3 separate regions of the Homo sapiens genome follow, and regions 1 and 2 are each linked to region 3. A link is an interaction called in ENCODE POLR2A ChIA-PET data of the cell type or tissue named here. Cell type or tissue: MCF 10A. All regions are shown on one strand. Links, peaks and the distances in the headings refer to the core of each region. The heading gives the core; the rest is flanking DNA.

What was found. ChIA-PET counts read pairs that join two places held together with the same protein. Peaks named below come from ENCODE experiments on the same cell type or tissue, not always from the same donor. Only the 100,000 strongest peaks of a DNase experiment are listed, where the experiment ranks them.
Region 1: POLR2A ChIA-PET joins it to region 3 with 5 read pairs; 1 of 35 experiments calls an interaction of 5 or more read pairs at or near these places.
Region 2: POLR2A ChIA-PET joins it to region 3 with 6 read pairs; 2 of 35 experiments call an interaction of 5 or more read pairs at or near these places.

The regions. Positions count from the first base shown.
Region 1 is chr16:80,024,564-80,029,462 of GRCh38, reverse strand. No RefSeq gene overlaps it. Among named protein-coding and RNA genes, the nearest start is that of LINC01228, 200 kb to the right of the region's middle. RefSeq lists enhancers at 1,909-1,968, 1,478-2,677. In MCF 10A, for the core only: no CTCF peak of the experiment used is centred there; a DNase peak (open chromatin) is centred at 2,182.
Region 2 is chr16:79,649,222-79,654,120 of GRCh38, reverse strand. No RefSeq gene overlaps it. Among named protein-coding and RNA genes, the nearest start is that of MAF, 51 kb to the right of the region's middle. In MCF 10A, for the core only: no CTCF peak of the experiment used is centred there; a DNase peak (open chromatin) is centred at 2,560.
Region 3 is chr16:79,845,333-79,850,231 of GRCh38, reverse strand. No RefSeq gene overlaps it. Among named protein-coding and RNA genes, the nearest start is that of LINC01228, 21 kb to the right of the region's middle. RefSeq lists an enhancer at 4,827-4,899. In MCF 10A, for the core only: no CTCF peak of the experiment used is centred there; a DNase peak (open chromatin) is centred at 2,911.

The sequences.
Region 1 (4,899 bases), core at 338-4,337, 180 kb before region 3:
GATGGTGCTAAACCATTCATGAGAACTACACCACCATGTGCCAATCAACTCCCCTCTAGCCACTCCTCCATCGTTGGAGATTACAATTCCACATGAGATTTGGGGTGGGGACACAGACCCAAACCATATCAGCCCCTATCTGGAAAGGCCTCAAGTGCAGCCACAGTAAATGTGTGAATCATTGCTCCTTTCCTAATCCCACCTGCTGTTTCAGCTTAGTTTTCCACTGTTATTTCCCTACTCCCAAAGCTCCTGCTGCACAAATCTCTTCTTTCTTCCCAGGGCATTGTTGTCAAGACTCTTGCAAGCTACTTAGAAATGTTTGCACTCAGCAAAGCCTTCTTGTATTCAAGAGGGTGAATGAGATAATGGCGATAGAGAGGTTTAGTGGCTATGGGGCCCTGCTGCTTAGCAGTTAAGAACCTGCCTCTCTTGTAATCCAGCTAGCATGCACTGGAGCTGGGTGGTCTGATAGAAGTTTCTTAAGTTGGTGCTTCCACTTTCCTCATTACCAAATAAGATAAAAAAATTACAATATTTCTGAGTTATTTGGACTGTTAAATGACTTAGCATATGCAAAAACCTTAACAAGGTGTCTGGCACAGAATAAGCCGCCACTGGCAAGAGTTCCTTCTCATGTATATGAAGGTCGTGCGCTTTGGAGAAAATGTGGAGAAAGGACATTTGGACTGGATCATGAAGTGATCCAGCTTATGGGCAGTGTTTGGGGTTTGGGTAAGAATAGTCTTTGTGGAAGGAATAACACAAGCAAAAGGAGAAAAATAGCCATGGGATGGGGGCATGGGAAGGGAGGGGTCTGAGAAAATGTGGAGGAAGGACATTTGGACTGGATCTTGAAGTGATCCAGCTTATGGGCGGTGTTTGGTGTTTGGGTAAGAATAGTCTTTGTGGAAGGAATAAGACAAACAAAAGGAGAAAAATAGCCACGGGATGGGGGCATGGGAAGGGAGGGGTCTCTAGCGAGGAGACTGTCTCTTGTCTATCCTGAGAGCCTCTTCTCCCCTTCTACCCACCATGAATCCTGGGCTACAAATAGGAGAACATCTCACTATTCTTAGGAGACCAGACCTTTGAGGTACATCATGCCTGGGCTTCCTCCCTCCACGCTTTGGAGCACTTTCTCTGACTCACTGGCAAGATCACCTCTTCTTTATGCACCATGCACAGAACAACCCTCTGTTTTCAGCCTTATCTTGCTGTATAATTATAATTATATATGTGTGTGATAGAGGGTCTTGTCTCCTTGTTGAACTGATTTTTTCCATGTTTATGAGGGAGCCATGTCCATCTCTATGTTCTCCATGCTTGACTCATGGTGGGGATTCCGTGGTTGTTGTCTGAAAGTATAAATAGACAATGAATGGATAAAGAAAGAGTTAAGTGAATACAGTATTTTCCCACTAAAGACTAGTCCAAAGCATAGTGTGAAAGCAGTATAATATAGAGCCATGTTCCTCAACAGGTGGGGCGTGGATCAGTAGCATCTTCCTCACCTGGGAGATTGCTAGAAATGCAGACTCCCAGGTCTCATCCCAGACCTGCTGAATCAGAATCTGCATTTTAACAGGATCCCGGGGTGATTCATGTACACTTTACAGTTTGAAAAGACTGGTCTAGTGGTTAAGAGAGAAAGCTCTGGAGACCGAGTTTCAATTCCAGATCTGTGTCTTACCCAGCTATGTGGACTGGACTTATTCCCTCAGGGCCTTAGTTTTCGCATCTTTCATATGGGCAAAATGATAGGAGCTCCTTCATTGTCTTGTTGTGATGATTAAATGTGTTAACATGTGTAAAATACCTTGCACGATGCTTGCCAAATGCAAGCATTCAGTGTTCAAAAAATAGTAGCAGTTGTTATTATTATTCATATCCTTCTGACTGCCCGTGAGACCGTGGAGAAAGAAAGGAAACCTCGCTGAAGATCTAAATAGACACTGCTCTGTGTTTCCTCTCCAAACCCGGTAGCTGGGTGGTGGGGACCGGCTGGCCTCTGGGCTGCCTCTTCCTGCATCGGGCCCCCTCAGTGGGGCACTGCTGACGTGAGCAGCGTGGCCCTTCTCTCTGCTGTCATGCCGCAAGCCCAGAGCTTCCTGGAGCTGAGGACATCAGCTAGACAGAGAGAACCACCCTTTCCCCGGCGCTGAGTCATGCTATCTCTATTCAGACAGGGATCAGGGCAGGTGGGAAACTCTACAGCCTGGCGGAGATGCCCCGGGCGAGGGATTGGGTGACTCATACTGGGACATGAGTAACACTTATTACATAAGGGCAGATCGAGAGTATTCAAGTGCCACACAAGCCTGAATCTGTCCCCACAGACTGGGGAGGGGGTTGTCAGGAAGGAGACTTGCCCAAAGACAAGTCCTGGAATCTCCAAAACAAGTTGGCCCCACTTCTCACGAGTTGCTTCTTTCACATATATGCCCAAGGACAATATCATCATCATCATCATTGATGTGGTTATAATTTGAAACAGGCAGATAAATTGCTTTTCAGGACTAGAAAAAACCTGTGGGTAACTTACTTTAACTTTTAGAGGTGCAGATTAATTAGCACCCAAACTTTGGAGATATGAAAAAGCAATAACTCTCCTTTTTAAGAGCTATGTAAAAAAAGTGAAGTCAATTTAAAAAGCAATTCAGTAGAAGAAATACATTTATTTAACAAACAAGGATAAAAATTTTACACTGATGAAATTAACAGTATTCCTCCTTCAACATATGCATATTCCAGGATTGTGAAGGTAGAGAGAGATGTATACCCACTGATGATGAGTGTGGCAAAAATCAATGGAAGCTTTCTGTCGTGAAGTTGGGCTTAAAAGTCTTGTGACATTGGACCTTCTAGGTTTAAGCTAAAGACGCAATCTGAAATAAAAAAGATAGTTATGAAGAGAGAAACGTTTTCTAAATTATTACTTATAATAAGGGAATACAGAAAGCACTTTTCAAATCCAACTATACAATTTGGTTTCGTCTATAAGTGGTAAATGTACTGGGCATTCAGCTATTGGAAAATCTTTTGAAGTCCTCAGTACTATAGAAGATCCTAGTGCTAAAATGCTGGGTTAAATGGTAAAGCAGAAAACAAAATTTTTAAAGCCTTAGGGTCAAAGCTACATTAACAACAACAAAAGGTCTCTCTACTCTGGAAAAAAATCCAACTGTAAAAGACTAGAATGAAACATAAAAATATTACCAGTAGTTATGGAAGTTCAGTGAACATTTTCCATCTTGATTAAATTTTCAAAACTTTCTGTACTTAACATGTCTTTATGACATAAATGTATATACAAAAGTATTATAAATAATAAATATCATATACACTTATTTAGAATATATATGAATATATAGTATAAAAGTGATATATAATATATAACATATGATTTGAAACAATGAATACTAGCAATATAGTATAATATAATATATAGGAAACTGTCAGATTAAAGTTGAAGGAGACTCTGTGGCCAGTGTTTTATATTCATATACCAAATTCTTCTTATGTGCAAAGGGTGACCAGCATACAAAGGTTAGCTAATTCATAACTTTAGTCCAGTGTACTTTAGAAGAAAAATTAGATGGGTGTGGATTATGTGCTATATTAATCCCTATGGATTAGATATTTCTGTGTAGAGAACTCTGATTAATTTCCTTATTGCTGATCTAGCCAGGCAACAGCTTTTACTTGTGGTAGTTACAGGCCTTTCGACCTCACAGTAGATAAATCAGATGGCAATAGAATTGGTACACACTCCCTTCCATCCTCTCCCCACCCTTTCAATAAATGTCAATTTTCTGGGTTTTTCCGGGCCATGGAATGTACGTGTCATAACCGAAGAACAAATCCATTTGCATTCTCAACCCAAACACCATTTTGGAACTCCAAACCTCCCTGAATGCCAACAGGGCTGTGGCTCCATGCCCAAAAATATAAAGGGAGAGCCTCTCACTTCCCATGAAATCTTAAATCTGCTTTATGTCAAATGGTGGCTCCAACAGAAGAAAGTGGCCAGAACCAAATACTCACATTCTGATACATCAATCCGGTTAATCCCCTGGTCCTGCTAAGCTACAAGGACTTCCAAAAACACAGTCCAGCTATCGTGAGGCATGATGTTTTTTCCAAGCCCTGATCTACCAGGCATGCAATTGCCATATTCATTGTCCAAGGCCCCATCTCTTCTCCTGTTGATCTCCAACCAGGGGTTGCGAACTAAAGCCAGTGGGCCAAATGCAGCCAGTTGCCGGCTTGCTTTTTCTTTTGGCCCTTTCTTAATGGCCCTTGATCTAAGAATGGCATTTATTTATTTATTATTAACCAGATGGTTTGAAATGATTATATAAATATGTACCTAATAGCCTTGAGGCTGCCTTTTGGCCTTGATTTTGCGCAGAATATTTACTATCTGGTTCTTAAAAGAAGCCTGTCCTGAAAGTTTTTGTTGTAACCATCCCAACCTAAGAAATTATTTCCTGGATGCAGCTCCTTACTGATACTCCTGTTCCATGCTGCCCCCTCCCCACATATTTTTTGTTTTTTAAAAGCATCCAGAAAACCCGTCAGAGCATGATTTTCCTCTCCTTGGAGCCTTCCTACGGCTTCTCTTTCTTAAATAAAATTCTACTTCCTATCTTTTCCTTCAAGCCTGAAGCCCCTGCCTACCTCTGCCTTCATCACCAACAACTCTCCCATTGGATGGGTTCCAGCCTCCTGAGTAACCTGTTCTTTTTCACGTTGAGCCTTTGGACATGGCCCTAGAATATATGCTTCATGAAGCAGGGATTTCGTATTGGTGATGTCATCATGTTCTTCAGGGTGGTCTTTGGCACATAGCACACATTGTATTTATTCTGCACCATGGAATATATATGTCATTAC
Region 2 (4,899 bases), core at 576-4,575, 200 kb after region 3:
TACTCTCCATGTGTACACACAGGATACCAATCATGCACACCTTCCCACATGCTTATTAAACATACCCACACTTACACACACACACACTGAACGTACACTCACACCATTCACATGCACAAACACACACACACATGCAGAGGGCACACACAGTGGACCATACCAAAATGCACGTGCACAAGCACACACACACACATCTTGACCATGCACACACAGACTCCTCATTTCTTTCTGGAATGTGTCTGGGTTCCAGGCAGGCCCTTGTTTGGCCTGAGGGAGGCTGTGATTATTCTCCCAGCCACAGCAGGCAGGGCAGCTCAGAGACCTGTTCTGGATTACACAGTTCATATCTACGTCCCTCCCCGTGAGTAAGGGTGGTGCAGAAAAGGAGTGCCTTAGCCGCTCCTTGCACCCGGCTTCTATCTCTCCCTACAACCCAGCCCCACTGGAGTCTTTGCAGCCTGTGACAATGGGATGTTATCCAAAACCATTGCTGCGTCTTTTGCAAGAGTTCCCCATGTGAGACTCACTGCCTATCCTTATCCCTCCCTTCCAAACTCAGCTGGCGGGAGGCCAAGCCATCTCTGGGGTAGGGGGGCAGAGCTAAGCACTTGGCAGCTCCTAGCACTGTGAGGCCCTCATCAGCCACTCTCCCAGGGGCCCTGTTTGGGTGCTGAGCCCAGCCAGCTCTGCAGCTCTGCAGGAAGGAGTCCCCTGCAACATCTGCTTGGCCTATCTGGGGCTATTCAAGCACAGCTTCCTCTTCTGCCTGTGCTTATCTAGGAATTGGGTTCCAATGAGCCAGAACCTGGTGCTTTCACCTGAAGTTTTTTTTTTTTTCTTCCTTTTTTTTTTTTTATTATATCACCTGAAGTTTTGACAAGTTATTGTTTCCTGGCAGCAGCCAAGATGGAGCTGTGACCTCCATCTGGGTTAATGAGTGGAAGACTCACCATGCGCCTACCATGTTGTCCCAGTTCATTGTCCTGCTCCAAGGCGCTAATAAACAAGGTTACGCCTCATATTGGTTGCACAGTCTCCTCCTTGGAGACCATTTCATACCCTCAGTCAGAGCAAGCCTCAACAGATGCAGACCAAGCCCCTACTCCTTGCTAGAGAAGGAGAAAAATGGCAACGTCAGTGCAGCGAGCTGTCAGAGGGATGTTAATAAAGTAACTCAGATGTTCTCCATGGCCCCCACTCCTGGGAGATTTGGTTAAAATTAGTCCAAAACCTAATTCCACAGACTTGCAAGAATCCCGAGCTGTCCCCAGAATTGCTGTGAATTCCTCCATCTATTCCTCACATGTCTCTTAGCTTTGGAGCTCTGAATGCACCTGCATGTGGCTTCAAATTCCACCCCCATCAAGCTGAACAAAAACCCATTACTTAAAAGAATTTCAAAAATAAACCGACTTGTCTGAAACACTTTGAGTTCAGTGACTTTACTGAAAGGTTTGTGATCACAGGAAGGGGTACATCACAGGGGCCTGGGGCTGGTCTTCCTGTGTCCCACCAGCTTCAGTCCTGCACTCACCTCCCATCTTCTTCTTCCTTCCCTCTCTAGAGTAACTCCTAGTTCTGTCCCCCTCTCCATGGACTTTCTCACATTCAGGTCCAGGAAGATTGGCTCCCATCACCCATTCCCAAAGAGACGTTTTTAAATATTCTCCTCTCCCAAAAGTGGGTGTCTGCCCTTAAGAAATTCTCATAACAGCTGCCAAGAAAATAAAATATTCTCTAAAACATCACATTATAAAACTGCGTGTTCACCAGAGAAGTTCCTCAGACAAAGATGAATAAACATAGAAAAGGGAACTCTGGAAATGAGAGTACTTTCAATATTAAGAAGATGCCTAGCCGGGCACGGTGGCTCACATGTGTAATCCCAGCACTTTGGGAGGCTGAGGCAGGAGGATCACTTGAGGTCAGGAGTTCGAGACCAGCTTGGCCAACATGGTGAAACTCAGTCCCTACTAAAAATACAAAAATAAGCTGGACATGGTGGTTGGCGCCCGTAATTCTAGCTACTTAGGAGGCTGAGGCAGGAGAATCACTTGAACCTGGGAGGCAGAGGTTGCAGTGAGCCGAGATTGTGCCATTGCACTCCAGCCTGAGCAACAGAGTAAGACTCTATCTCAAAAAAAAAAAAAAAAAAAAAAAAAAGACCAAGATACCTGAGATAGCTGGCTGCTAAATGCAGAATTAAATGAAGAGAGAACTCAGGAATTGGGTGTCAAGACGGACTCTTTTTTGCCCAAGCATTGGTGAGACAGATGAAGCAAGAGTCAGAAGCTCACACCCCAGATGGGCCCCCAAGAAATTTCTCTCCAGCCAGGGTCTGACATCTTTGTTCCATGTTGACAACAAAGGTCTGAGCTCCAAAATCCACCCCCGCCCCCGAGTAATTGTGGTTTCTCCAGGCCAAGAGGGGTGAAGACCGGGCAGGCACAGGTTACAGGGCTCCTCTGAAGAGTTGACTAGCGGCCATTCATAGGCAGGAGAGCTCCTTCTCAACAAAGTCTGTTTGTTTCCCCCAAGAGCCTGGAGAGTCCGTGCCAAGAGAGAATGACTCATTGGCTCCCAGGCCTTGCCTCACTCTGGGAGACACTGAGCCAGGCCCTTCTCCCCAAAGAGCAGCAGGGCAGCCTCCATCTGGCTCCAGGCCGATGTGGGTGCTACACAGTGAGCTTAAAAACTCAACATGGAGAAGGGTCCAAGTGCGAGTCTTCCAGCCTCACCCCTCATGCAGGATTCCTGTGTCCATGCGTGATGACTTTCTTCAAGGGTTCAAACATGATCAGTTTAAAAGTGAATGTGATTCCCCTCCATAACCCTGCCCATCTGGAAATCTTGAGTCATGGCCAAATTAGAATGCAAAAATGTAGAAACTAATGTTGGGTGCAAAACAGCCTTTGCAATATTTTAGAAGCTTCCAGAAAAGCTTTATCCACAAGAGAAATTTTTCTTCAGAGCAGTAAAAATCAGTTATTGACACAGGTTAACGTAACTCATCAATGAAAAACTGGATACAAATCCAACTAGTTATCCTAACAGCTTCAAACTCATAGTCTATTATATTAAGATTATACTTGCTACTGACCTCACAGGATGGTTGTAAAGAGTAAATAAGAAAATGATGACTACAGAGACAGGCCGAAGCAATGCTCTCAGTAACTTACAAATATTATCTGACTCCATCCTCATCATCTCCGTCACAGGTCTCCAGAAAGTGCAGGAATCTTTAAGCCACTTTGAGGAATCTGAACCTGGAGAACTCAAGTGGTTCAAGTTCACATAACTAATAAAAATCATATTAATGACTGGCACCGTTATCACGTCTGTTATCCCAGCACTTTGGGAGCCTGAGGCAGGCGGATCACTTGAGGTCCGGAATTCAACACCAGCCTGGCTAACATGGTGAAACCCTGTCTCTGCTAAAAATACAAAAATTAACCGGGTGCAGTGGCAGGTGCTTGTAATCCTAGCTACTCGGGAGGCTGAGACAGGAGAATCGCTTGAACCTGGGAGGTGGAGGTTGCGGTGCACCAAGGTCACGCCACTGAACTCCAGCCTGGGTGACAGAACAAGACTCAGTCTCAAAAAAAGAAAAAAATTAACGCAGCAAATAAGTAGGAAGATAAGATAGCAAAAGGTGAGCCCCACTCAGCGACTTAGAGATGCAAAAATGTTTTAGTGGCCAGTGCTTTAGAAGCACATGTATTAACTGGCAATGAGTATGCTAATTATAAAGCTAGCTTATCAGTTCAGTAAAAACTGTTTCCACAGGTCCCTCGTCATATCAGCCCCCAGACAAGGTATTTCCTAAACAGAAAAGTATAAATCTGCAGGTAATCTTGATTAGTTTTTCTTATGCTTCCTCCCAGGAAGAGAGATGTCACCTAGTCATTAAAAAAATAAATTTATTCAGCGCCTCCTTTGGGCCATGCACTCTGTTGGAACTGGGAATAAAATCAGTGATGGAAAGAGACAGAACTTACAATTCAGGACAGGGTGTATCAACCTCAGCACTGGTGACATTCTAGGTTGGATCATTCTTTGTTGGAGGACCCTGTTCTGAGCATTGAAGGGGTGTTTATCAGCATCCCTGGTCTCTAGCTACTAGATGCCAGTAGTGTACCCCAAGAGGTGACAACCAAAAATGTGTCCAGAAATTTGTCAAATGCCCCTAGGGGGCAAAATCACCCCAATTGAGAACCACTGCTGGAGAGGAGGAGAGTCACTAATCAAACACGGACAGTTGTCTGCACAGGGAACTTGGAGGACCAGCCCCAAACCCAGTTTTTTTCATAGAAGTGATCTCTAAATGGAAATACCAGCCCTAGCAGAACTAGGCAGAAGAAGTAGTTTGGAAGGTGGGAGAGATGCGTCTTGGAATCATATCAGAGGCAGAGGAAACAATGAGACCCAAGGCAAGGGGGGAAGTGTGATTCTGATTTGGGGTCTGTGTTGTTTAACATATGTATCCATGCTGTAGATAAAGACCAAAGGCAGCATTATTCAATGAGCATTTGGTGCAACACAGAGAGAAATGTATTTCAGGAGGTTCATACAAGCTAGAACCATGGGCCAAAGTTATAATGCACTAACAAGATCAAATGCAAACTTCTACACTATGTGCTCCCCCAAATCCAGCCATTAAAGAAAGGAACCCTTGGCTGAAAGTCAGAGGACTTTTAAAAGGCTTTCAGTGGAAATCAGTGGATCTCATACTCATTCATGCATGAGAAACCTCTGGAGGGCTTCTTAAAGCACAGATGGCTGGATACCAACCCCAGTGTTTGTGATTCCGGAGGTCTTGGGAGGAGCCAGAGAATTTACATTTCTAACAACTTCTCAGGTGATGTTGATGCTGCTAGTTTGGGCATCAACTTTTGAAAA
Region 3 (4,899 bases), core at 475-4,474:
GAGTGACACAGTGAGACTCCGTGTCAAAAAAAAAAAAAGAAAAAAAAAAAAAAAGAATGGTACATCCACAGAAAAGACAGGGGAAAATGTTAACATCGGTCAGATCAGATTGGCCAGTATATGGGGGTCTATCACTTTTTGTTTGAGTAAAACATAAAATACTTTTTAAATTAACAAGTTAAAAAACAAAGGTTATATTAATGGGTGGCATAAGGCTTCCCAGACTTGCTTTTGATCTGTAGTTTGCTAACTAGACTTCTATGTTGCCAAGCGTCACCACTCTCGCTTTGCAGAGTGAGATGTGGAAGTTGAAGGGTTTTTGAGGGGCAGCTGAGAGGGACACAGAACCAGGTGAAAGGAGAGACTGCAGACGAGGTGGTTGGGGTACACCAAAGGGAGGAAGCAGCAGCTGTAGGAGGAGTGGGGTCAAGGATGTTTACAAGAGACTTCCAGAAACCCTGTGGGGTTTGATGTAACCCCCTCTTCCGTTTCCCCAGGAAAGCTTCAGTCAAAGCTACACCACTTTCCATTTCTTCAGCTGTCAGATACGGTTTTCTTTTGGCACGTGGAGAAAAGTTGAGACTTGCCTCAGAGGGACCATGGCCTGGACAGCTGACCAAGTGGGTGCAGTCGTGCTCAGGGTCTATATCCACATAAAGTGACTCTTCTGGGTACCTAGCAGGCCTCTAATGTGGCATCACTGCATCCCACGGAGGTCTCTTCTCACCCGAGGCTTTCTGTCATCTGATGAGCTAGGTGCTCAGGTTTCATGCCCATGTCACTGCGCTCCAGTGGCTGCCAGGTAGCCTCTCCGCCCCAGCATCACCACAGAGAGGCTCTTTGGCTGTCGCCCTGATGCCCGCTCACGTGTGGGGCTTCTTGCACAATTGCTGTCCTGGGAGCAGACAAGTGGGAGTGGCAAGGTGGGGCCCACACGGGCAGGTCTGGGGCAGCTCAACCGTGTGAATGGCAGACAGCCGCCAGGCCTCCAGGAGCTGGGGAGCTGGGCTGCTGCAGGACCAGCGGGAAGGTGGGAAGGCAGGATAAGTTGGTGGTGAAAGGGCCTTTGGAGGGAGGTCCACACTGCATCCTCTGCCTACTGTGAGCAAAGGACCCAGCCCCAGCCTGCTGATTTATGGCTTCTCTTCTGTGAGCTCATCAGTGATTTTGGAGCAGGTTCATAAGAAGCAAATGCCTTGTAAAGGCACAGTCTAGCTCTGGCTCTGCCACAGCCTCTCCTGGGAGCGAAAGGAGGTTTCCCATTCCTGGGGCGTGGTTGGCCTGCACTCCCCTGCACACCAACAGCAGGCCTCACGCCACTTTGCAGAAGCCGGAGACAGAGCTGTGTGGCTGGGCTTCAACATGTGCCAACACGCTATTTACAAGGCGAGAAGCTCTGGAGGAAAATGATAAAATGTTGTTTTTTAGGATATTTTGCAATTACATTAAGCCCTGTGAGCCTCAGTGAAGAATGCAGCACTGTGAAAGCTTCCAGACCTTACCAGACAGGGATTTGGGGCCAGCTGAGAGGTGATACCACCTGTCATCATTTGTTCTTTCTTCTGCCTGGGCTACCTGCTCCCGGACACCTCTGTACCCTAGCTCGAAGCTTTGTCTCATATTTCAGGATCCGCGCAATAGGCAGGATCAGCTAACCTATAGAACACAGCCTCTGGGTTAGACGAAACTCAGTGAGGACTTGTCTTAGTTCAGGTCCTTGGTCCTTACATTTTCTGAGCTTCAATCTATTCATCAGAATGGAAGCCCTCCCTGCTTTGACGAGTTTCTAAAACTGGAAATAAGAGTATTTTCATGTAATTAGCCTTCCTCATTAAATCTGTTAAGGACAATCAAGGACATTAGTTAATTTCCAGTTCTTATAGTAGTCCACATATTGTAGAGTCAACCATGAATTGTTCCTATCAGTTTGTTTTATTTAGTTATGATTAATGAAATTATCGTAGATAGGCACATGTGTTTTTAAAGTCACTTCTATCTCAAAAAATAAATATATAAAGAAAGAGATGAACTACACACACACACACACACACACACACACACACACACACACATCAAGTAGTACTGTGGGAAAATAAATAGGCTCTAGACAGACTGACCTGGGTCCTACTAGTCTTTCTAACATATCTTGACTTTGTGATCTTGGGCAAGTTGATTAACCTCTCTGAATCTGCTTTTGTTTATTCTGGAGACAGTATGCACAGTGATTAAGGGCTTTGACTCTGGAAGCAGATGATCTAGGTCTGAATCTCAGATCCATTACACACTCACTTATTTGTACCTCCGTTTTCCTGGTTGTAAAATGGAAGTGAGACTAGTACTTATCCCACAGAGATGCTGTGAGGACCAAATGAGCAAATGAAAACTCACATGATATAAAGGGCTTAAATGGTTGCCTAACACATAGTTATTAAATGACTGCAACATGGGAATAATAATGGAATCTACTTTAGAGGGTTGCGGTGAGGATGAGATGAGACAATGCACGTGAAGTACACAGCTCAGAGCCTGACACCCAGGTGCTGGTTACAACGGGAGCTGTTGCGGCTGTTATTTTTCCTTCAGGGAAGGAAGCAGAGAAGTTGGACTATGCACAGGTCACACTGCACACTCCTGTGGTGTACTGAGATCCATTCACAATTCTACATCACCAGGATCTAGGGATATAGGGGGGAGGGTGGACACAGAAGCGTGGGAGGAGAGGTGCTAGTGTCCCGGGAGAAGGGTCCAGAGAAGGCCAGGCTCTGACAGAGAGAGAAGCTGCAGAGGCCACAGACAGCAGCTACCTGGGAGGCTGTGCTTATGCTGCACCCAGTGCAGGACCATTTTGCTGATCTCCCTCCTGCTGCCAAATGTTCCAACCAGAGCTCTTTGATCCACTGCCAGGCCTCGGGCAATGGAGCCAAGGTGTGTCTGGATTCATGCAAGGCCCTCGGGTGAGGGACTGTCGATCCCGACAGCCATGCCAGCGCAGGGCCAAGAAAGAATGTCCTGGAAGGGTGGGGATGGGTTGGGCTTTCTGAACCCTCCCACCTCAGGAAGGCAAAAGACACAGATCACAGGCAGCAAGGGGCTGCCATTTCTGATGCTTATACCCTCCACGGTGGCTACAGGAGCCCGCACCAGCAGTGGGAGGAGCAACATTCCAGAAGCTGGTAATGATGCACCTGGGTGGGTCCCCATGACCAGCAAGTGCAAAGCTCCCATTGACAGGATGAGAAAGCAAAGGCCAGAAGAGGTCAGGGAATTTTCCCAAAGTCCACGTTAAGGGAGGGTAGACCTTTCAGTCACTTCATAGTTTCATTTCTCAACCTTGGCACTGCTGCTATTTGGGGCTACATAATTATTCGTGGTGGGGTCCGTCTCATGCATTGTAGGATATTGAGCAGCACCCCTGGCCTCGACCCACTAGATGCCAAAAACACTTGGCAAACAAAAATGGGGTGACAAACAAAAATGTCTCCATGCATGGCCCAGTGTCTCCTGGGTGCAAACTCAGGCCTCAGCTGAAAACAAGCCTCTTGGTGAATTGAATGCTACAGAAACATTAATTGAGGTCCAACTGCATCCCAGGGGTCTAGGCTAGCCACGCACATGCATTATCCTGTTTAACACTGACAACTATCTAGGGAATAAAATTTCTATTTTCATTTCTATCTATGCAGCTTCTCTCTGCACCGATGCAGAAACTGTGCCTGCCAGATAGTAATGATCCAGCCGAGGGCACCAGGCTACAATTTGCAGAACTGGACTGAAGAATGGCTGACATAGCCAGCTGCAGTGGCTCATGCTTGTAATCCCAACAGTTTAGGAGGCCAAAGCAGGAGGATCACTTGAAGTCATGAGTTCAAGACCAGCCTGAGCAACATGGCAAGACCCCATCTCTATAAAAAATACAATAATTAGCAGGGCATGGTCGCACATGTCTGTAGTCCCAGCTGCTTGGTAGGCTGAGGCGGATGGATCATTTCAGCCCAGGAGGCAAGACTGCAGTGAGCCATGAGTATGCCACTGCACTCCAGCCTGGGTGACAAAAGAAAAAAAAAATAGAATGGATGATATAAACTTTATTGTTTACTGTGGGGTTGCGGTGGGGGGAGGCGTTAGTTCGTTCTTCTTTCTCTCAATACCTTTACAAAGTCTCTGTTTCAAAAGAGAGCGCAGATTATGCCTGCTACCCCAAGTCCTGAGTCAGAATTCAAAGGCAAATATGGTAGGGTGATGAGGCAGAAAGGACTTAGGCAGCAGGAGAGCTGTGATTGGTGGAAGGGGCAGGCAGGAAGAGTTTGGGTTTGGAGACACTGGTTGCTGAGTCAGAACTCCAGCTCTGTCATTGCCTGTGTGACTTTGGGCAAGTTACATGTGATTGTTGGAGCTTCCATTTCATTTGCTAAATAATTGGGATCATAATACATACAACGTGGAGTTGTTAGGATGTCACGAGAGAATGCACAAGAAGTAAGTACTCCCGAATTGAGCTATTATCTACCTCAAAGGATTACTGGAGAAATAGAAAAGGGATATAAAGAAACACAGCAAAGATGCTTCATAAAAGGTAATTATTATTATTGTTATGAACACCCTTTGAAATTGGTTATTCATTTTCTGAAAGCCACTCAAAGATTCCGTTCGTATCGCAGAAGAATTGGATAAATGATTTCTTTGATAAACTAGCTTTTCACCTAGGGGATCTGGTTTGCTGATCCTACCCAGATTAGAATGACTGAAAATCAATTTGATTTGACAGCTGTGGAGAAAAGGAAATGCACGTACTAACTGTCAAGCAACGCAGCTCCTCGGTGCGGATACAAAGCAAGGCACGGAAAGGGTCCTGCTGTCTGGGATCTTGCTGCCTGGTCACCCATCACGGGTGACAAGATC